Linked DNA regions of Homo sapiens: region 1 is linked to region 2. Evidence: read pairs that join two places in POLR2A ChIA-PET (ENCODE). Cell type or tissue: PC-3. All regions are shown on one strand.

Evidence for each region. Peaks named below come from ENCODE experiments on the same cell type or tissue, not always from the same donor. Only the 100,000 strongest peaks of a DNase experiment are listed, where the experiment ranks them.
Region 1: POLR2A ChIA-PET joins it to region 2 with 5 read pairs; 3 of 35 experiments call an interaction of 5 or more read pairs at or near these places.

The regions. Positions count from the first base shown.
Region 1 is chr3:148,960,869-148,964,868 of GRCh38, reverse strand. No RefSeq gene overlaps it. Among named protein-coding and RNA genes, the nearest start is that of GYG1, 29 kb to the left of the region's middle. In PC-3, a CTCF peak has its summit at 2,122; a DNase peak (open chromatin) is centred at 2,158.
Region 2 is chr3:149,307,350-149,311,349 of GRCh38, reverse strand. The region is part of intron 1 of TM4SF18-AS1 (TM4SF18 antisense RNA 1); the gene reads right to left. Among named protein-coding and RNA genes, the nearest start is that of TM4SF18, 24 kb to the left of the region's middle. In PC-3, no CTCF peak of the experiment used is centred here; no DNase peak of the experiment used is centred here; H3K27ac peaks cover 1,432 bases.

The DNA.
Region 1 (4,000 bases), 350 kb after region 2:
AGTTCAACTCTGTTGGGCAAATCTGTGCAAGGCCATCAGGCATCCAAAGCTGAAAAGAAATTTTACATTAGCCTCTTGTTGAAAACCTTTCTATTTAAGAATGCAATTTTTATATTTTCTCCATAACAAAGCAGGATTTATGAACCTTGCTCTGTTTTTATTGTACCCATGTGAACCTTCTGTGTGTGGACAAAATATTGCTATTGCCTAGCTTTTAACAGTGGTTTGGAGGATTGAAGAAATATATCTTGTTCTCACTTTTATAAGGCTTTTCAGATCTTTTAGCCTTACGTATTAGAGGCCCATGTAGGTGCCCACATTTCCACATTTGGTTCTACCATGTTGATAATATTCCCTAGAGAGTTTATAGTTACATATGCTCAGTGATTGAAATAAATATGTTAGATAGCTGGCTAACTAGCTACTGAGCATAGGGGATGAGCTAAATAAGATTTTTATGACCATGTTTCTGACCTTACTATTGCTCCCATTAAGAGGAAAATGATCTTGCACTAAACAGTGCCTTTTCCCTGCAAAAAAGAAAGGGCTTTAAGGACACAATATGGTCATTTTATTTCATTTTTTCTTACCCAGTTCAATGCCTGACAACCCAGAAGTCTTTGTTTGTTAATATTTATCATCCACATATTATATAGATTATGGCATATACATATATGGACTCAAATGATGTACAGGATGTTTAAGACATGGCTCCCGGTTGCAATGAATTTGGTCCAATTGGTGAGCCAGGACTAAAGAAGGAAGCAATATATCTGCTGTATATTAAACAGTACATTTTGTGTGTGTGTGTGTGTGTGTGTGTGTGTGTGTGTGTGTGTGTGTGACTTAGTGCTCCAACTGTTAAAGAAAGGGGATAGTCTGTTTCTGGCTGGGTCACACAGTGTAGGCTAACATGTGTCTTAGTCTGGGCTTCAAGGTTGAGAGTGATTACACAGAGTATGGCACAATGCGGGGAGGCCACTGGAGTTGGAAAGGTGGGAATGGATCATAGGGTGATGAGATTTGGTCCAGATTGAGGCGGGGGTGGGCTAAAGAGCTTCTGCTTTATCCTACAGCTAATGCTAAGCCATTTTTATGCAGGGAAAGAAAAGATGTGATAAAAGCAATGCTCTAGGAAGATTAATCTGGAAGCTTAGTAAAGTAATTGGAGCAGTTGAAGATGCAAGAGGCTGGAAAGCCAGTTAGGAGGCTCATGAATAATCTGGATATAAAGTGACTGGAGGCTGATTTAAGTTGAGAGAGGAAGGGGAAGTAGGGAAGGGATGATTTTAGAGAATCATTGTTTAGAAAAGATAAGCAAATGTAGCTGGATGAAAGAAAGGTGGAAGGAGTAAAAGATACTGTAGTTTACCTGCAGTTTCCAACCTGGAGGGGAATAAGAACTGGGAGACATGCCTTGCCTCCCATCCCACCTTGCTCACTTTTCTCCAGCCACACAGGTCTCCTTGCTATTCCTTAAGCAAAGCAAGCATCACCCCTACTCAAGGCCTTTGCACCTGTCAATTCCTCTGTTCTGAACATTCTTCCTCCAGAGACCCACCTCCCTTGCTTCTTCACTTTCAGCCCCTACCTGGCCCTCTCCACTCATTTATGCCTGTAAAAATGGGCATTTTCAATTAATACACTATATTTCAAAATGTTACTTTTCCTAAAAATTCTTGCAGGTTCATAGAGATAGGGAGCTTAAGCTATAGAGATGGCTAAAATGTACCCTGGTTAGAAAGACTTCCCTGACTATATCCTTCCTGACGATATATCATATATTAAGTCATTTTTTTCTGACTAGCATGTAAGGGTGTATGGACAAGACTTTGTCCTTTTTAATGGCTTTATCCTCAGCACCTAATACAGTGCCTGGCACATAGTAAATTATCAATAAATATGTGTTAGTTAAATTAGTGAAACAGGCAAATTCAAAAAAGAGGCTAATTTGGGAATTGAGGGGGAAGATTATGAGTTAGCTTTAAATTCACATCATCCTAAAAGACAACATTTTTTGATATTGGCAAGAGGTCAAGGCTAGGAGTGCAGCTTTGTGCCTTCACAGGTCTAACTTCTTTATGAGCATCAGCACAGCCTCTTGTGGACAGCGCCCCTCCCTGGGGGTTATCTCAGTGTTTTTCCTCTTGCATTAGGAGTCCTTTTCTTTCCCTGTGTGACTCATCTCCTCCTGGGTAGAGGAGGGGAGGACAGCCTTGGGATAAGGGGAAGTATCAAGAAGCTGCTGAGCCTATGAGAGGACAACCCAGAAACCACATTTCCTCTCTTAAGCTCCCCATCATATAACTAGTCAATGCTTTCTAGACACTCCAGATATAATTATTGGGATGATACACTACAAACTTTTCAAAATGTATTTGACATAGCCTGTAATAATCCAAATGAGAACAGAGACAACAAGAAGGCACACCTGTAGCTCATTTGTTTCCGCTGTTTCAATTGCTCTAATTCCCCTTTTCCAGTAGCCCATTAGGATCACCTGCCAAATTGACTTATTTAATGAAATTTCTGATGTACATTCATGTGTTTTCTAAAATAATCTCTTTAAGAAAGCACATTTTTCCTTCTCAAATGCAGTTCTGCCTTTTCTTGATAGGAACCCCATTCTAACATCACTACTGACTGTATTGAAATGAATGAATACATTATAAAGCACTTTATCTTTATTGCTGCCTGAAGTGGAGAATATAATTGCCAGCTGTGTATCCCAGGCACATAATTCCATTACTAGGTTCTTACGGAGCCATCAGTCCCATGGATGGTCCTTTGCTTGACAAACCAGCCCATCAAATTCCAAATCTGCCTTAATGGCAAATGCCACCTCTCGATCAGGTCACTGCTCCAGCCTGAATTCAGCAAATGTTACCAGAATACTTACCCTGGGGTACCCACGCTGCTCTTAGTTACGGGGTGCCTATCTTGCTCTTAGTTCTGCTCAAAAAAGCTTGTCATGCTTGAGGTCACAGCTTTTGGTCAAGGGTCCTTCCAGGATGAAGCTGATCTACGTTTTCTTGGACTGTCCACAAACATCCTTAACAGGTGCTAACTCTATTTTTAAATACTCTAGCAATATTTGTATGGGGAGCAGGGGCCAGCCACTATTCGGAAGTGGGCTGGTGAGGATTTTGATAGTGTTTTGGCTTTTTTGTGTTGGCTGGGTGGTGACACAGTTTCTTCAGATATCTTTAAATATATCATAGTCTACCAAATAAAGATTAGTTGAGGTGTGTGGGTTGGGGAGAAAGTGGTTAAGAAAACTTTTCTGCCAGCATACAAACTACCCTGGCTTCATACTTTGCTCTAAATTTCTGTGTAATCCCAGGGTTTTAGAGGTAAACCTGTACGGATCTCCTATCTTACACAAGAGGGATGAGCACTCACATTTACTGAGGCCACATGAGGGCTTGGCGCAGTTGGGAGCTTTTCATTTACTCTCTCAGTTGGCTGATGAGGAAACTGCTGGTACTTTTGTCCTAGCACACAAAGAATATAACCATCCTGAAGGAAAGAGAGTTTTGATTAAAGAGGGGAGGGTGAGAGAAGGAGTAACACTGGGGCAGGGCAGAGGATGGTATGCATGGATGGGTTTGCTGGAAGGAGAGGAGGACTCAGGAGACCCGGTGGTAGGAGGGTGATATGAAGAGGAGGGTGGCCCAGGATACACTGAGCACACTTTTGCACGTTAGTGGAAGACACTGGAAGTACAATGTCTGATACAATTTCTGGGCTGCCTTTGCCACAATATTCCAGGTTGCTGATATCTGCTTTCAAGGTAAGTTTGTCTGATTAGAATCTAGAGAAGTGTTTGAGAAAGCAAAGAGGGGTGAAAATGTTATTACTATTATTTTAGTGGTGGTAATCATTACCACCTGCTGAAAGCTTAATATGTGCTACAAACTGCTATGTGTATGATGTATCTTACATAAGTTAATTTTTACGAAAAACTTGGAGGTTGGTGTTCTTATGCTTATTTTAGAGG
Region 2 (4,000 bases):
CAGTCCATGGGAGCTGTGTGACCTGAGAGTTAGCTATGCCAAGGATGCTCATCAGCAAGATCCCTGCTGCCAATGTACAGTTCTTTTAACTTCAGGAAAGCATGCCTGGGTGAGAGTCTCATCTTTACTTGGCTTGACTTAACTTCGTGCTGAAGATGTTCCGGCTTTCCCTTCCACTTTCTTCTGTTTGGATCAGCTAAGAACACTCATTTTCCTACATAGAAGTGCTTCTCTTGGCCTACTCCTGAGAGTTGGAGTTAGGCCATGGGAGCTTTAAAGGGGAATAGACAGTAGCTCATTACACCTGGCATACTCTTGTCAAATATTTAGTACCTGGTCCAAACCACAGGCTTGCTAGCTTCTCTGACTCTGGAAAGCCCCGTGTTTAGCAGAAGTCACTCCTGACTTTCCAAGACTCTTAAAACTTCAGGTAGCTGAAACCAAACTGTGACTAAAAAACATCTCAGCTGATCTTCTCCCAGGAACCTTCATCTAACAGTAGCACAGTTGCCCTTTTCTCACAAATAGTTTTGTGGAATGAAAATAAAAACTTGGGAACCTAATTCACTATGCCAAAAGGAAAATTTAAGCTGAAAGCTGAGTCATGCAAGAAGCTGCCTTTCCTTTTGTTCCTAAATAAACAGCTACAGATAAAAGGTTAAATATCTTCACAGGTAGCTGTTCCGTGTTCACCTTATCTTATGTAAAATCCCAATTTACTGAGTATGAGATGAATACACAATTGACTATTCCCCTATCTGCTTATTTTCTCTTGCAACATGTGGATTCAGTATTGTGACTATATCCTTCCTTTTTTGCCTCCAGCCTGCTTTTCCCCTTTAAATACTGAACCCTTCAAAATCATCTTTGGAGAAAAACACAGACTGATTTCCCAGGCATACCTCAACCTTGGCAAAATAAACTTCTAAATTGATTGAGACTAGGTTATACTTGCTGTATTAGTACATTCTCACATTGCTATAAAGAAATACCTGAGACTGGGTAATTTATAAAGAAAAGTGGTTTAATTGTCTCATGTTTCTGCAGGTTGTACAGGAAGCGTGATGCCAACATCTGCTCAGCTTCTGGGGAGGCCTCAGGAAACTTACAATCATGACAGAATGCAGAGGGGGAGCAGTCATTTCACATGGCAAGACCAGGAGCAAAAGAGAGAGAAGGGAGGTGCCGCACACTTTTAAATGACAAGATATTGCAAGAACTCACTCACTATCACAAGGACAGTACCAAGGAGATGGTACTAAACCATTCATGAGAAATCTGCCCCCACAGTCCAATCACCTCCCACCAGGCCCCACCTCTAACATTGGAGATTACATTTCAATATGAGATTTGGGTCGGGACATAGATCCAAACCATATTACTTGGTATTCCTTTTTCTTCAAAAATAAACAATATATTGTTTAGGGTTAGAAATACAGGTGATACATGATACAGGAGAGGCAGAGTATTTTCCAGGAAATGAGCTGTGTTCACCAAGGTAGATTCCAGTGTCACTCTGGCTATTGCTAGGTCTTTAACAATAAGTTCTGGATTTTATACAGAAAGTCTTATTGGAGGAATCTTGAGGAATTCAAGTTTACAAAAAGCCTCAAGCACAGCAGTCCAAGAACTGATATTAATACTGAGGTCTTGGGCCTTTATCATATTCTCCAAAATTTCTAAGTAACCTCTGTATAACCCAGATCTGGTCCTGCTCCATCTGCCCTCAGACGTTTAAGTACCTTTGAGAACCCTGGTTGTGGTAGAGCTCATAACCTACCACTCTAGGCACAAAGACTCCTATACTGAGTGATTCTAAACATGTTGAGAGGAACTCACTTGGGTCTACAGACAAACTTTGGAGGCTGAAATCCTTACAGAGAAACTCGATACAGTTTCTGGGCTCCCCCATCCCCCTTTTTTCTTCAGTGTGGTTCTGTTTCTCCACTTCCAGAAGCCCTATACCTAGTAGGGATATAACAAAAGGCACTCATTGGTAGTTGGAGCTTGTTTAGGTTTGCTTGGGCTGGGAGCTGGAATTTCCTCTGCAGACAAAGGACACAAAACCCTGCTAAATGGGAACTGAGAGTTTTCTTGGCCTGAGGGCATCCACATGAAGCTATTCCTGAGGGATCTAGGGGAAAAAGGACCCTAGAAATGAGAAGCCTGGGAAATGAATAGGACATGGGAGCTTCTACCTCAGAAGGCAGGCTAGAGTATGTTGGCTGAGTCCTGCTGCTCTAGGGAATCCATCAAGTCTACCATGATGGGAACTGTAGTAAGTACAAACACTGCCTGCCATGGAGGAGTCCTTCATCTTCTCTTGAGCTGAAAAATGAGGTTCCTAAGAGTCTCTTAGTGTTCTTGAATATGAGAGGGTAAGTCTCTTTGTTCTGCCTCTGAGCTCTAGGCCTTTCCTTTTTATCTAGTTTGGCAAAGTGCAGATGGACCCAGCTGTAGGCATAGGGACAGAGAGATTGAAAGAAAAACATGTGCAAGAATCCTGGAGGCAGTTCCTGGCATCTTGGGTCAGATTCTATAACACTAGAAAAACTCTAGGGATGAGTTCTTTTGAACTGCAAGACCTAAGAAGATAGCCAGAGGGGAAGATTCAAAGGCATCAGGAGCTCAGGTGAGGTTAAACTTCATTAATTACACATTTTTGGAGCTCAGAGATCAGAACTAGGATCTGATCCATTGTGTTAAGGAGTTATGAATGCATAATACTAAGATTAAGTGAGAATGTACTTGGGTATTAATATATCCATTTGATCTCAAAATCTTACCTTTGATATTACTTATAAATTACAAAAAGGTAAAGATACCTTTATAATGAAGAGCTCTGGCAGACACCACCTACTTCAAGTGACCAAGTTGAGTGCCACCATGGGCTAAAGTGCTCTGGGATCCCAAATAAATGAAAGGCAGTCTAGGCCACAAGCATTGCAACTCCTAGGCAAGTACTAGTGCTGTGCTGAGCTGGGAGCCAGTGAACTTGGGCAGCACATAACCTAGTGAGACACCAGTAACGGTGGCTAAGAGAATGATGGTACCACCTCTCCCCCAAACCAGGCAGCACAGCTTGTAGCAATGAAAATGACTCTTTCCTTCTACTTGAGGAGAAGAGAGAGGAGTAAAGAGGACTTTGTCTTGCATCTTGGATACCAGCTCAGCCACAGTAGGATAGGGCACTGGGCAGAGTCATGATGCTCCCATTCCAGGCCCCGGCTCCAGGATGATGTCTCTTGACACACCTTGGGCAAAAAGGGAACCCATTGCCTTAAAGGTAAGGACCCAGTCCTGCCAGGATTCATCACCTGCTGACTAAAGAGCCCTCAGGCCCTGAATAACCATCAGCAAGACACCATGGGCCTTGGGTGAGATTCTGAGATGTGCTGGCTTCAGGTGAGACCCAGCACATTCCCAGCTATGGTGGCTTAGAGGAAAGATCCATTCTGCTTGAGAAAAGCAGAAAGAAAACTAAAGGGAACTTTGTCTTGCATCTTAGGTACCAGCTCAATGACAGTAATGTAGAGCACCAAGCAGGCTCTTGGGGTCCCCAATTCTAGGCATTTCTGGACCTGCCCTGGGCCAGAGGGGAGCCCACTGTGTTGAAAGGTGAGAGCCAGGCCTGGCAGTGTTCACTATAAGTTGACAGAGGAGCCCTTGGGCTTTAAGTGAACATCATTAGTACCCTGGCAGTAGTCCCCAAGGGCTTGTGATGGTGGCGGCCATGGGGAGAAGCTCCTCTGCCTGTAGAAAGAGGAAGGAAGTGTGGAAAGGACTTTGTCTCAGTGTTTGAGTTCCAGCTTAGGTGCAACAGAAAAAGCACCAGGTAGATTTTTAAGGTTTTTAACTTGAGTTCCTGCCTCTCAGACAGGATCTCTGGACCAACCAAGGGCCTGGGGGAACTTGCTACTCTGAAGGGAAGGACACAAGCCTGGCTGGCTTCACCACCTGCTGACTGTAGAGCCCTAAGGGTCTTAAGTGAACACAGGCA